Regions from separate parts of the Homo sapiens genome. Here region 2 is linked to region 1. Evidence: chromatin contacts called from ENCODE Hi-C or POLR2A ChIA-PET data. All regions are on one chromosome and are shown on one strand. Each heading gives the region's core, a stretch centred on a gene start or an enhancer-like site at or near the end of the contact. The rest is flanking DNA. Distances are from core to core; before and after follow the strand shown.

Region 1 (6,195 bases), core at 1,014-3,513:
CCCGGGTGGCCTTCTCCTCACACACCTTTCACCGTGAAACGGGCATTCGCCCGTGTGTGAGTTGATCGGCAGTGATTTCTCTTCCCTGGAAGTGACCCAGAATCCATTCCTGGGCGGCTGGCGTCCAGCTCCTTAGCCTGGGTTAGCGCTGGGGATGGGGCGGCCACAGCAGTGGGCGCACGGCAGCTTGCAGGCTGTCAGTTCAGAAGACGCTGCAGCAGCTGCTGGGCTGCCCCCCAGCTCTTCTCGGCTTATTTGGTCTGGAATGGGAGCAGGGATCTCATGGGAACAGCCCTCCTGGTTGGATTTATGGCTTCTCTGGTTTGGGCCAGGTCAGAACTCAAGAGGAAAACCGCTCCTTTCTGCTCCTTATTCCAGATGAAAGTGGATCTCAAGAGTGCCTGGGAGCATAAACTGGCCTCTGTCGAGCTTGGCAGCCATGCTGAGTGCGCTGGCCTAAGTCTACGGCGAGGGTGAGGGGTTCTCCCAGCCACTGTGGCTGAGTGCACGCTGTCCAGAAGCAGCGTTTTCACTCACGGCCCTGCTCTTCCTGGGGCCAGGTCCCCGTGCCGTGCATCCCGGTAGATCTTTTTTTTCAACACGGGAGAGCTCTTGAGAAACTCAGCCCAGTTTTCCTTGAGGCCCTGCGAGTTTCATTTTGGGCTGGCTGGGACGCGCGCTCTTCCCCCTAGAAGTATTCGGGATGCCGCCTGCATGCTACCTCGCTCACTCCCAACTCTGCTCCCCACACGAGGTTTTGGGGTGCCCCCTTGGACTGCTGCCACCGGCCTCTTCCCCCTCTTGCCGGCCCTCCCTCCTCTGTCACCGATGTTGGGGTCTGGGAAGGTAGCCAAATGCAGGAGGACACCGGAGCAATAAATCACCCCTCATCCAACATCTGCAGGCCCTGGGGCGAGCCCCTCGCTGCCGCCCCCATCCCATCCCTCGCCACAAAACACTATTGTCGTGGCCAAGTGAAGAAGAGTCGCCTGCACTTACAAAGGGCCTCTGCAGCCTGGCGTGACGGCCAGAGGAGGTGCCTGGCTCTCGGCAGGGAGCCGCAGGGCTCTTTCTTCCTCTCTGGTTCGTACTTCTCCTCTCTCATGGGGGTCCCCCAAAGCCTTTCATTCCGGCTTCATATTCACATAAAGACATCAAGAAAAAACCCAGCAGAAAGAATTATTAGGCATGGCTGTCAAATGCTTTATCGGAGAAGGGGGGAGGGCAGTAACCCGTTAGGTGCTGGCCAGCAGCCCCAGCTTCCCCAGGTATCCCCAGGGGGCAGCCGGGGCCACCTCGGTGTGCGGGAACAGGCCATGACACACTTGGGCACACCCACCCACTCCAAGGCACACATACGCACACGTGCACACAGATGTGCCCGCCCGCACAGGTGGGCATCGGTGGGGCCTGTCTCTTCACCAAGTTTTGAATGGCTACACCTGATCTCAAGGCCCTTCCTTAGAAAGGGATGTTCTCTGCCTTCCTTCTGGCTCTTTCTTTCTTTGTTCCAATTAGCAGAAGATGCTTCCTCCCCTTATCCACACTGGCAGGTGCCTCTGCCACCTTCTACCCACGAGCTGGGGTCTTTTCTACTCTTGGCAGCGAGGGGTGGCTGAAATCAGATGTGCCCTGGAGGCCAGGCCTCAGGACGCTCCTCCCCCAGGTGCACGCTCAGCGGACAAGGTGGACAACCCGAACCACGCTTGCTCAGAAATCCCGTAACCCAGCTGGCATTTTTGGAGACGTGTTCTCCCTCTTCCCTGCAAAGAGCTTTCTCACAGCTCACCCTAGACAGTTTTGCCACCTGCCAATCCCAATGGCTTTCCGAAAGTTCACAGCCTGGGGCCCAGCTCTCCCAAAGGAGGGGTCCTCGCGTCCAGTGCCGGGCTGAGCGGAGAGCTGCAGGGGAGAGGCGTGTTCTGCACACTGCCGCGAGGAGGGCCTTTAGGATTTGTGGTGAGGGGCACCCCAGGGTGGGCAGTACCTCAGGATGCATTTTCAACACAGCCTCACGGTGCACAGAAACCGAAAACCGCATGCCGACAAACGGCTCCCTCGGCAAACATTTTTATTTCCAATTAGCAAAAGAAAAATTGCTAATTTGCTGCAGTTGGACCAGGCTGACGTCTCAATCTGCGGAGTGTCAGCGCAGTGAAAGAAAATGTTTCACACTGTGTCGGCGAGAGCAAGCAGCTCTAAAGAGGGTCAGGGCAGCGGGCCCAGAAACCAGATTGACTGGCCACAGCGCTAAATTACTCACACAAGACACACATTGTCTGCCGTGCCAGCTCCCGGAGGACCTGCCTTCTCATTCTTTCCCCTTGGAGCTGGGGCGGGGGAAGGGGTCCAGCGTGGGAGGAGAGCGCAGGGGGCTGGCAGGCCCTCGGTAGGGCAGTATCATCTTTGGGAACAGAGAGAGTCAGAAGCCGGGTTAATAATTACCCAGGTCTGTCTGCAGTGTTCGGGAACAGGACGATAAAATTCTCCCAGATCCCCGCCACAGCTCTGCACTCGGGAGATTCTGTGCAGATAATGTCCCGCAGGAGTGAGGGCTGAACATGGCAGGAGCAAGGGCTGAACATGGCAGGAGCGGCCATCTCTCTCGCCCTGCATTTCAAGGCTCTGTAACCGCCCGCCTGCCCTGCTTCACCGACTTCGGGAGAAACCCCCATACCTCACGGGCGCTGTCTCCCCACCTCTGGCAAGCCGGAGGAGGATATCTCAGCAAAGCCAGCTCCCCCACAGGCATGAGGTCCCCCGGATCCACGGAGCTAGCACAGGCCATGGACCCAGACCGGCGGAGTCTCCCTGGGGAGATGGCGAGGCTGCGGTGCTGGCCACAGATGTTTGGCGCTGAGGTAATAATGAGCCTCTCCTGAAAACCATTGACCACGTAACCTCAGACAGTAAAAGCCCCCGAGTGGGCTCTCAGAGGATCTAAATGGGTTTGCCTGCATCTCCAGACATAGCCCTCATTTTGAAGAGACATTCATTCCGTGCCCACACGCGCCGGGAGGAATGCATCTTGTCCTCGCCGTGCCCACGCCGTCACTCCGTCTGCGGCACCTTCCTCCACACATCTCTGTGGCCCCACAGCACGCCCAGCCTCCCAGCCGATGCACACAAAACCTGTCCCCAACACCGTGGGGCCACGTCACAGGCATCATAGCAGCCGGCCAGGGCAGCCCCAGGACCTGTGGTCTGTCCTGGCTCAGACTCACGCCCAGGGCCAATCCAGGAGCTACCTGCAGCCCTCCCCGCGTCTGCCACCTTCCACAGCTCTGTGGGCCTGGGACCTGGTCACGCAGGACCAGCACAGGTTGGGGCAACATTGGGTCGGCAGGGCTGAGAAAGCCAAGACCTGCTTGCAGGTGCAGGGGCCACAGGAGCAGCCGGCCCACCTGGCCTCGAGTCTTGCCGTACCCCCAGGCTGCTGTGGTTCTCCTTGGCCTGAAATGCAACGGAAGGCTGACTTTGGGGATGGTCTAGAGGGGCCCTTTCTTGAAAGGACACCATTTGGTCTCTCTCCCCATTCTCTGGCAGTTCCTGGGTGTCACTGGGAGAAGCTCCCTGGATGACAGGTGTGCAGGGGCCTGGCAAACAGGAACCCAAACAGGGAGGCAGCCCAGGGTGCAGGGCTCGTGCATCTGCTCGCCTCCTCCAAGGGTGCTGCTACAGTCTGCATGGGGAAGCTCCTCGCCTTGGTCTCTTTGAGATAAGCTGCCCAGGGAGGAAAGGGCCAACCTAGCCCAGCCTTGGGAGAAAGTGCACCACAGTGGCAGAGCCAGCCTCTTCCAGCCCTTTGACACATGGTGATTTCAGAATCCATCCCATCAGGCCACTTGATGCTCAGACTCAAGAGAGGGAGACCCTGTCTGGGAGCAGGAGTCATGTTTACAACCCAGGGTGGTCAGTGAGGTGGAGAGGGGGGACGGGTTGCCAGTGGCTGGGCCTTGGAATTTCAGCTGGCCATGCCGACACTGGCTTAGGGCCTTGGGACGTGTGCAACCTCACCGTGTGCAACTCAGCCTCAGCATTCGGTCTCTGGCAAAGATGGGCAGTGCCCCACAGCCTCTGCCTCACTCCGCTCTTCAGGGAAACAGTCTCTAGACTAAGAGAGCAGAAGACTGGACTCTGGGCCTCCCGGTTCCAGCGCTCAGTTGCCTGCTGTGTGGCCTTAAAGTCATGAGCCTCTCTGAGCCTCCGGTTCAGCGTAACAGAGACAATCAAACCGGATCATGTACGTGGGACTTTTTTCCAGAAGATGCAAAAGCTGCTTGGATTTGCTGTGTTTGCACAAATGACAGGCGCTTGCAGCTGGCCTCACTGGGGAGACTCTTTGTCCGGCCTGCACCGACTCTCTAAGCACTGCATGTTCTTTAGTCAAAATAAAGCATTGCTGGTCGGGCCAGCAGTCACAGAGAAGTCTGGCTTCCAATGAACGTCATGCACTGCGCTTGCTTGGAGAGCAGAGGCAGGGGCAGCCTCTTGCATTTCCCCCTTCTCCCCTCAATGCCTGCCCGGCCCTGAAATGTCCACCCTGGGCATGTGGGACACACATGGATGCCCCCATGTACACGCATGCACACACATACACATGCACAGACGCACATGTGTGCAAACAGTGACATGCATGCGTGTCTAGGCACATGTACACACAAACACAGGTCGTGCATGCAAAACACATGTGCACACAGATGTCCACACACATATACAATTTCCTCATGGAGAATTCACTCCCATCCTGAGGCCCAGAACCTTGGAGCCATCCTCAGAGTTTGCTGGGTATGGAGAAATCTGTGCAGGAAAAGCCACAAATTTAGATGGGGATACAGTAAACTTCATGAAGTAGTCTCGCGTCTTATCTGCTCCCTAGACCCTGGAGGGCGTCCACTGCTCCCCAGCAGAGGTCTGCAGGCCCCGTGCTGGCAGGAAGTGAGGTGAGGGAGGCCCAAGGGGAAGGAGGGGCTGTTGCAGGTGCGTTTGCAGGGCCAGCCTCCGCCACAGGTGCCGTGACCTTGAGCTCAGGTCCCACCCCCTGACAAAGCAAATAACCAGCCAGAGGGCTGCCCACGTGGGTTCCCTCCCACCCACCCAGCCCAGCCTCCCCCAGTGAGGAGCTGGTGACGACAGATGTAATTCCCCTGGGAGGGAGCGGTGCCCCAGCTGCTGGCCCTGAGATGTATTTTCCAGCGTTCTGAGCTGGAAGAACAAGCTGAGGCTCCAGCAGGCCTGGGTGCTGGGACTTCCTCTTTTTTGCTGAGGAAGGTCTCTCTCCCTCCCTCCGCCATGAGGAGTGGGGGCTCGCAGCCTGTTGCCAACTACCCCGCCTTTCTTCCCTCCAGGAAGCCTCTCCTTCGGCCTGTGGTCGGCTTCAGGAGGTGGAACCTGCGGGGCCCCTGCCAACCAATGGTGCTGGTGCTGGGTGTGTTTCATGGCCCTGCCCAGCAGGCCTCATGCACCAGCTACCATGCAGGGGAGGGCCTGCTCCCCATCCCAGGGCACTTAGGCCCAGCCCACACCCCAACGTGAGACTCTGGGGCGGACTGGGCATGGGTGCTCTGCAGGGCCCCTGACTGTCTCCAGCGTGCAGTGGGGCGAGGACCAGCATCCCCATTCCCAGCACTGCAGTGGATGCAGGCTTGGTTCTGGATCTTTCCCCACATCCATCTGTGATTCCTGGGCTTGTGGTTTCCAAAGCTGAAGCCTGATGTGAGGGCACTTTGCATCCAAAGGGGCCTGGAGAAAGTGTGCAGTTTGCCCTCAAGGCCGGGGTGGAGTTTGGTGGGTGGGTTGGGGAGCAAGACCAGGTTGAGGGGCATTTGGATCGGTCAAGACATCCCCAGCTCCAGAGACTCCCAGACATGAGCGTGCGTGGGGTAGCATCTGCAGATGGAAGCTCCTGTTCATAGAGGTATCCTTGGAGCAGCCAAGGTGGCCCTGCCTCCGCCGTGGCCAAAATCAAGGCTTTTTTTTTTTTTTTTTTTTTTTTTGAGACAGAGTCTTGCTCTGTTGCCAGGCTGGAGTGCAGTGGTGCGATCTTGGCTCACTGCAACCTCCGAAAATCAAGGCTTCTTTCTGGAGTCTGGGAATTAGCAAATGAACACACCCTGGGCCAGTTTTAACTAGGGCGCGGCTCATCGCAGTGTTGATTACGGAGTTGCTATCGATTTTCGTGGGGAGCAAACGTTT
Region 2 (5,610 bases), core at 270-2,769, 200 kb after region 1:
CAGACAGGCAGGCGGACAGACAGGAAGACAGACAGGCAGGCGGACAGACAGGCAGACAGACAGACAGGCAAACAGGCAGGAAGGCAGACAGACAGGTAGATGGACAGATGGATGGACAGACAGGCAGACAGACAGGCAGGGCAGACAAGCAGGAAGGAAGATAGGCAGGTGGACAGACAGATGGACAGACAGGCAGGCAGACAGGCAGACAGACAGGCAGGGCAGACAGGCAGGAAGGCAGATAGATAGATAGGTAGGCAGACAGACAGATGGACAGACAGGCAGACAGACAGGCAGGGCAGACAGGCAAGAAGGCAGACAGACAGGCAGGTGGACAGACAGATGGACAGACAGGCAGGCAGACAGACAGGCAGACAGACAAGCAGATGGACAGGCAGGAAGGCAGATAGACAGACTGGCAAGCAGGCAGACTGGCAGGCAGACAGACAGTCAGGCAGGCAGACAGATTGGGCTGCCTCAACATGCCAGAGGGGCACATGGCCCCAGCTGGGTGGGAAGCCTCTGGCTGGGCAGAGCCTGAATGCTCAGACTGGCAGGTGCTTTGCATCCGGGCTGGAGACGCAGAGTCCAGTGTGTCCTTTCTCAGCAGTCAGTCAGCCTCAAAAGCATGGCGGTCCCAGGGCCAGGCACCACCATTCCAGTCTAAGGATGTGTCAGGGTGGGGGATGTGAGAAAATGCATTGGAGGGTGTAAAATCCCTCCTTTCTGGGAGATTGTGTGGGACACGTCGGGTAGGGGGGCACCCAAGCATCTCCAACCCTGCTGCCGAAAGGGCTCCATCCTCGGCCTTATTCTTGTGTGAGTTCACAGGCCGAGTCAAACAAAACTGCAGCGCCGCCCAGGGCAGGCTTTGTGGATGGCCAGTCCAAGCCAGGGCGCTGCCTGTCACTGGGCTGTGGGAGGAGACGCTGGGACCCGGGTGCCCGGAGGCAGCTCAGCTGACCCGGGCAGGAGCAGGGGCTCCCAGAGAAGAAGCCCACAGGCCAGGCCCCTGGGATCAGGAGCAGAGAAGGCTGAGGGTCACTTCGGGGAGCTCAGGGACTTCGATCACCAATGCTTCTTTTCCTGTCTACTGTTGAAGAGGCCAGAGTGAGCCTGGCCTCCGGCAAAGGTTGGAAGGTTCAGGAATTGAGTGGATGAAGCCTTAGGGCAGCACCAGGGAAGTTTGCTGGGACGAAGTGGGATGGGGATATGCCTCGGCCAGGCGTGGGAGAGGAGTGCCCTTCTCCCAGGACTGCCTCCCGTTCTCTAGGGGACCCATTTTCAGACTTGCTAGGTTTTACCAGGCAGCCTGGGGAGTTGGGGGAGACTCGCAGGCTCTGAGATTCCAAGGACAGTTTCTCACGGCCGCAGCCCCTGCACGTGGGGAATGCTGAGCTCCTGGGCCCGGCAGCAGCACCCGGAAGGTGTGGGACTGAAGCTTCCTGCCTTGGGGAGGCCCCTGCGGGTGTGTTGATGGCAGGTCAGACTCCCTCGCCAGGCTTTTGTGATAGCAAACACCAGCCCAGGCCCCTCCTGTACAGGGCAGCACCGTGCCGAGAAGGCCGAGCCACACAGCCCCTCCCGGTCTGGGAGGCCAGGACTCCCGAGTGTCACCAGGCACGTCCCCATCCATGTGACAAGGGCATGTGACCAGTATGCTGCTCTGGAGCGGGCCACCGGCACCGGTCGGGGCGGGGTGGGGCCTCTCGGAGTCCTGTCCTCTGTGGGAACGAAGGCCACTGTGCTTAGAACAGCCACACCCACTCCGGGTGAACAAACCCTGCCCCATCCTGGTGCCTCCACAGAGGCTCCCACAGAGGCCCTGGCCTGGTCTCCAGCTGCTACCAGGCCCCCCCGGCCAGGATCCTGCTGCAGTGGGTAGACTTTCTGTGTGCTGTGCCATGGGCATCATGGAGCTTGCTTTGTTTTCAAAATATGAAAACGCATGATCATATAAACAGAATGTTCAAGTGCGTGTGTGCCTGTGGGATCAGATGAGCACCGCTGCGGGCGTTCTGATGACCAAGAGCACACACAAGTGTGCACACACAGGCATGGCACACACGCACATGCCAAGCACCCACGTGCAACTGAAAACCATGCAGTCAGGGTTCCCTTCACCGTCGCCCAGCCCAGCCGGGTGCCTCTCAGTAAGCCAGTCCCAGCCCCCCGCCGGATGCCCCCCAGGGAGGAGGCTGTCTTCACAGAGGCAGCGCACGTGCATCTACAGAGCTCATGGGGTTCCTCCTTAGCTCATCCCCAGCTCCCCCTCTTCGTTTCAGGCATGATTTTCTTGCTGCTCAATGCACATGTCGCTCAGGCCCCCTAGTTCTCAGCCCCGCTCTCTAAAAATGGGAGAGAACAACCCTCCCTTTCCCTGCCTGCAGGGTCACCACGTGTGGCTGTGAAGGTCACTCCCAGCCCAAGGGCCCCACACTGAGGGGAACCCTCCACACGCAGCCCTCCTCGATCGCTCATTATGACGACTTTCCAGCCGCAAGGGGCCTTGCTCTGATAAACTCAGGGTGTTAGAGTCCTGCTCTGCCTGATGCCGTGGAGGCCAGATGGAGGAAGGGGGTCTCATCCCAACTTCCCCACGTGCACGGTGCAGGCCGGCAGCAGCCCTGCCCACCCTGGGGGAATAAAGATAAACCGAGCCCGGGAGCTGGCAGTGCCCAAAGGGGCCAGTGTGGTCTTTGTGTCCTTAATAGAGGAGGCAGCCAACAAGTGGCAACATCCAGGGCAGCCCCCAAGCCCTCCATGAATGGACTGGCAAACTGAGGCTCCAAGTGAGGTGGGGCCTGCCCAGGGGCCCCCAGCCACCTCGAGGGGTGGAGGAGGAAGGTCACAGGGAGCTGGTCTGGGAGCTGGTCTGTGGAGCCCCTCCGGCTGGGAAACTGGCCTTGCCGAGTGTCTTTCCATGGAGCAAGGCCGCCCTCTGGAGGCTGCAAGGAGCATGTCGCCCTCCGGCTGCAGACCTGCCGGCCCCGCGGCCTGGGGGCCAGGGAGACCCAGACAACAGAGGGCAGGAGACGCCGGAGGGTCGGGCGCACCGCCTGCCCAGGGGACACGGGGCACACTCCAGGGGGATCCACCAGCCAGCCACAGAACAGTAGGAGGGTGAACGCCTGCTTGCTTTTTTTTTTTTTTTTTTTTGAGATGGAGTCTCGCTCTGTCGCCCAGGCTGGAGTGCGGTGGCGTGATCTTGGCTCACTGCAAGCTCCGCCTCCCGGGTTCACGCCATTCTCCTGCCTCAGCCTCCAGAGTAGCTGGGACTACAGGCGCCCACCACCACGACTGGCTGATTTTTTTGTATTTTTAGTAGAGACGGGGTTTCACCATGTCAGCCAGGATGGTCTCGATCTCCTGACCTCGTGATCCACCCGCCTTGGCCTCCCAAAGTGCTGTGATTATAGGCGTGAACCCCTGCTTCTTGAAGCCGGGGCTGTTTCTAGGGACAGCTTCCCCAGGATGCCTTTGGCTCTGCAGCTGGGAGATCCAGCAACCTCCGGGACACGGCGGGGCAAAGCTGTGCACGGGGCACGGGGCAGGGGCGCGGGCTCCCTTCCCCCCACCCTCTGTGGCCCGGCCTGCCATGCAGAGCCGGGGCCTGCACTGAGGAGCGCGTGTGCCCCTTCCAGGTGTAAGTACTGCGACCGCTCCTTCAGCATCTCTTCGAACCTCCAGCGGCACGTCCGGAACATCCACAACAAGGAGAAGCCTTTCAAGTGCCACCTGTGCAACCGCTGCTTCGGGCAGCAGACCAACCTGGACCGGCACCTCAAGAAGCACGAGCACGAGAACGCACCAGGTGGGCCACGCGGGGTGGGGCAGCCCCCAGAGCACCCACACGGGCAGGCCCCACAGAGGGGGAGGGGGAACAGCAGGGGAGTGGGCGCCGGGCAGGGAAGAGGGCCACAGACTACCCCTCAGGAAGCCAACAGGCACCCCTCAAACCGTGGTCATTAAAGAGAACCTCGTGCTCTCCGGTGTCCCTAAGAAACCTGCCTCCCTAACAGCACCCCAGGTGTACCCCGTTCGCGGTTGGTTTGCCCCACGGAGGGAGGGGTCCAGCGAGAGGCCGCCCCCTGATGCTCCCGCCCCTCCGCAGTGAGCCAGCACCCCGGGGTCCTCACGAACCACCTGGGGACCAGCGCGTCCTCTCCCACCTCAGAGTCGGACAACCACGCACTTTTAGACGAGAAAGAAGACTCTTATTTCTCGGAAATCAGAAACTTTATTGCCAATAGTGAGATGAACCAAGCATCAACGCGAACAGAGAAACGGTAAGAAAACTATCGCGGGCTGGGGAAAGTCTGGACCCGGCCAACAGCCCTGCGTGGCCACCCTCAGAGGACATGCACCTCCACCCCAGCACCAGCCCCTAACACATCCAGATAGGCGCAGTGGGGGCCTCACCACAGAGGGTGAGGCCCCTGGGCTCTGGGAACCTGGGGAAGCTGCGCTGTCTGCCTCAGTTCCTCCACCTGGAGAGTCATGAGAGTAAGCACCCCTGGGCTTATGACCTCACTGTTAACATATGTGTGTGCAAAACACTAGCCAGGTGACCGAGCCGGGCACAAGTTCAGCTGTGCCGCTGACACTCAAGGACATTTTGATTTAATCTGAGGCACTAAAGATTTCCAAACCAAAATGCTGCACCTTTATACACACATGTACACACATACACATGTGTACACATGCACGCACACACATGCACACATAGGTATGCCCCGTGTACATGTACACATTCACATGCACATATGCACACAGAGATGCACGTTTGTATACATGTGTATACATATGCCATTGATGAATCCTCACTTGTTCCTCACCTGGCCTTGCTCTGGGAGCTGCAGTTTAGGGGATCGTGCCTGGGGACAGGGCAGGACGTGCCTGGGGACAGGGCTGTGGTCTGGGCATGGGCAGTCCAGGAACTGTGTGCTCTGCCCTTTGCGTGCAGGTCCCCAAATACGGGCATGCACGTGCACTCATGCACACACGTGTACATAACATGTGCGTGCATAAACATGCCTGCCTAGATCTACACACACGCATATGCACACATGCAAGTACATGCACATGGACAGTGTGTGCACATACACATGCGTGACGGACAGCCGTGTGCGTACACCTAGAGACACATGTACACGCATGGGCGCACGTGCGTCTAGACACACAGCAGCAGAACGATGGTGGAATTCGGATCCAGGAATGTCGGCGCATGCTCTGTGCAACCTGGGATACCAGGGCTCCGTAGGCCTCACTTACTCTGGGGGAGCCTTCAGACACCCCAGCGGGGCTGCTTCCTTTGTGAAAGCTAACACCAGCCAGCTGGCAGAGAACCGAAGGTGTTCCAAACTCCAAGAGGCCTGAGGGGGTGATCCCCTGATTCTACAGAAGGGAAAACGGGGCCCACAGAAGTGGGGTGTCTTGCTCAGGCCCAGAACCTAGAGCCAGATCCCAAGCTTTTACCGCACTGGCCATGGGCGGTCTAAGGCTCTGTACCCACAGGGCCCAGCTCACTCCCCACCACCTCCAGTAGGTGAAGAAGAAGCCCCCTGAGACCCCAGCTCCCTCAGAGCCCATCCCCTCCTCCAGGGCAGG

What was found. A loop is a pair of places that touch in the nucleus more often than their neighbours do. ChIA-PET counts read pairs that join two places held with the same protein, here RNA polymerase II (POLR2A). Pooled maps may share reads with other maps.
Region 2: a loop to region 1 is called in a map of ascending aorta, with 2.0 times the contacts of the local background. The contact joins two enhancer-like sites. A Hi-C loop is called at or near these places in 1 of 168 maps with a recorded cell type or tissue (ascending aorta) and 4 of 50 pooled maps. POLR2A ChIA-PET finds 5 or more read pairs at or near these places in 1 of 52 experiments (WTC11).

The regions. Positions count from the first base shown.
Region 1 is chr1:3,217,133-3,223,327 of GRCh38, forward strand. The region is part of intron 2 of PRDM16 (PR/SET domain 16); the gene reads left to right. Among named protein-coding and RNA genes, the nearest start is that of MIR4251, 92 kb to the left of the region's middle. RefSeq lists enhancers at 134-902, 1,724-2,267, 2,268-2,810, 4,439-4,981, 4,982-5,524. Within about 2 kb of position 2,264, at least 8 of the 41 ENCODE cell types and tissues checked have a DNase peak (open chromatin) inside an H3K27ac peak, as active enhancers do; they include ascending aorta, where a contact is called at or near this core.
Region 2 is chr1:3,421,937-3,427,546 of GRCh38, forward strand. It overlaps PRDM16 (PR/SET domain 16), which reads left to right. Exons shown (of 17, transcript NM_022114.4): 13 at 3,645-3,814; 14 at 4,115-4,289. Among named protein-coding and RNA genes, the nearest start is that of ARHGEF16, 30 kb to the right of the region's middle. Within about 2 kb of position 1,520, at least 10 of the 41 ENCODE cell types and tissues checked have a DNase peak (open chromatin) inside an H3K27ac peak, as active enhancers do; they include ascending aorta, where a contact is called at or near this core.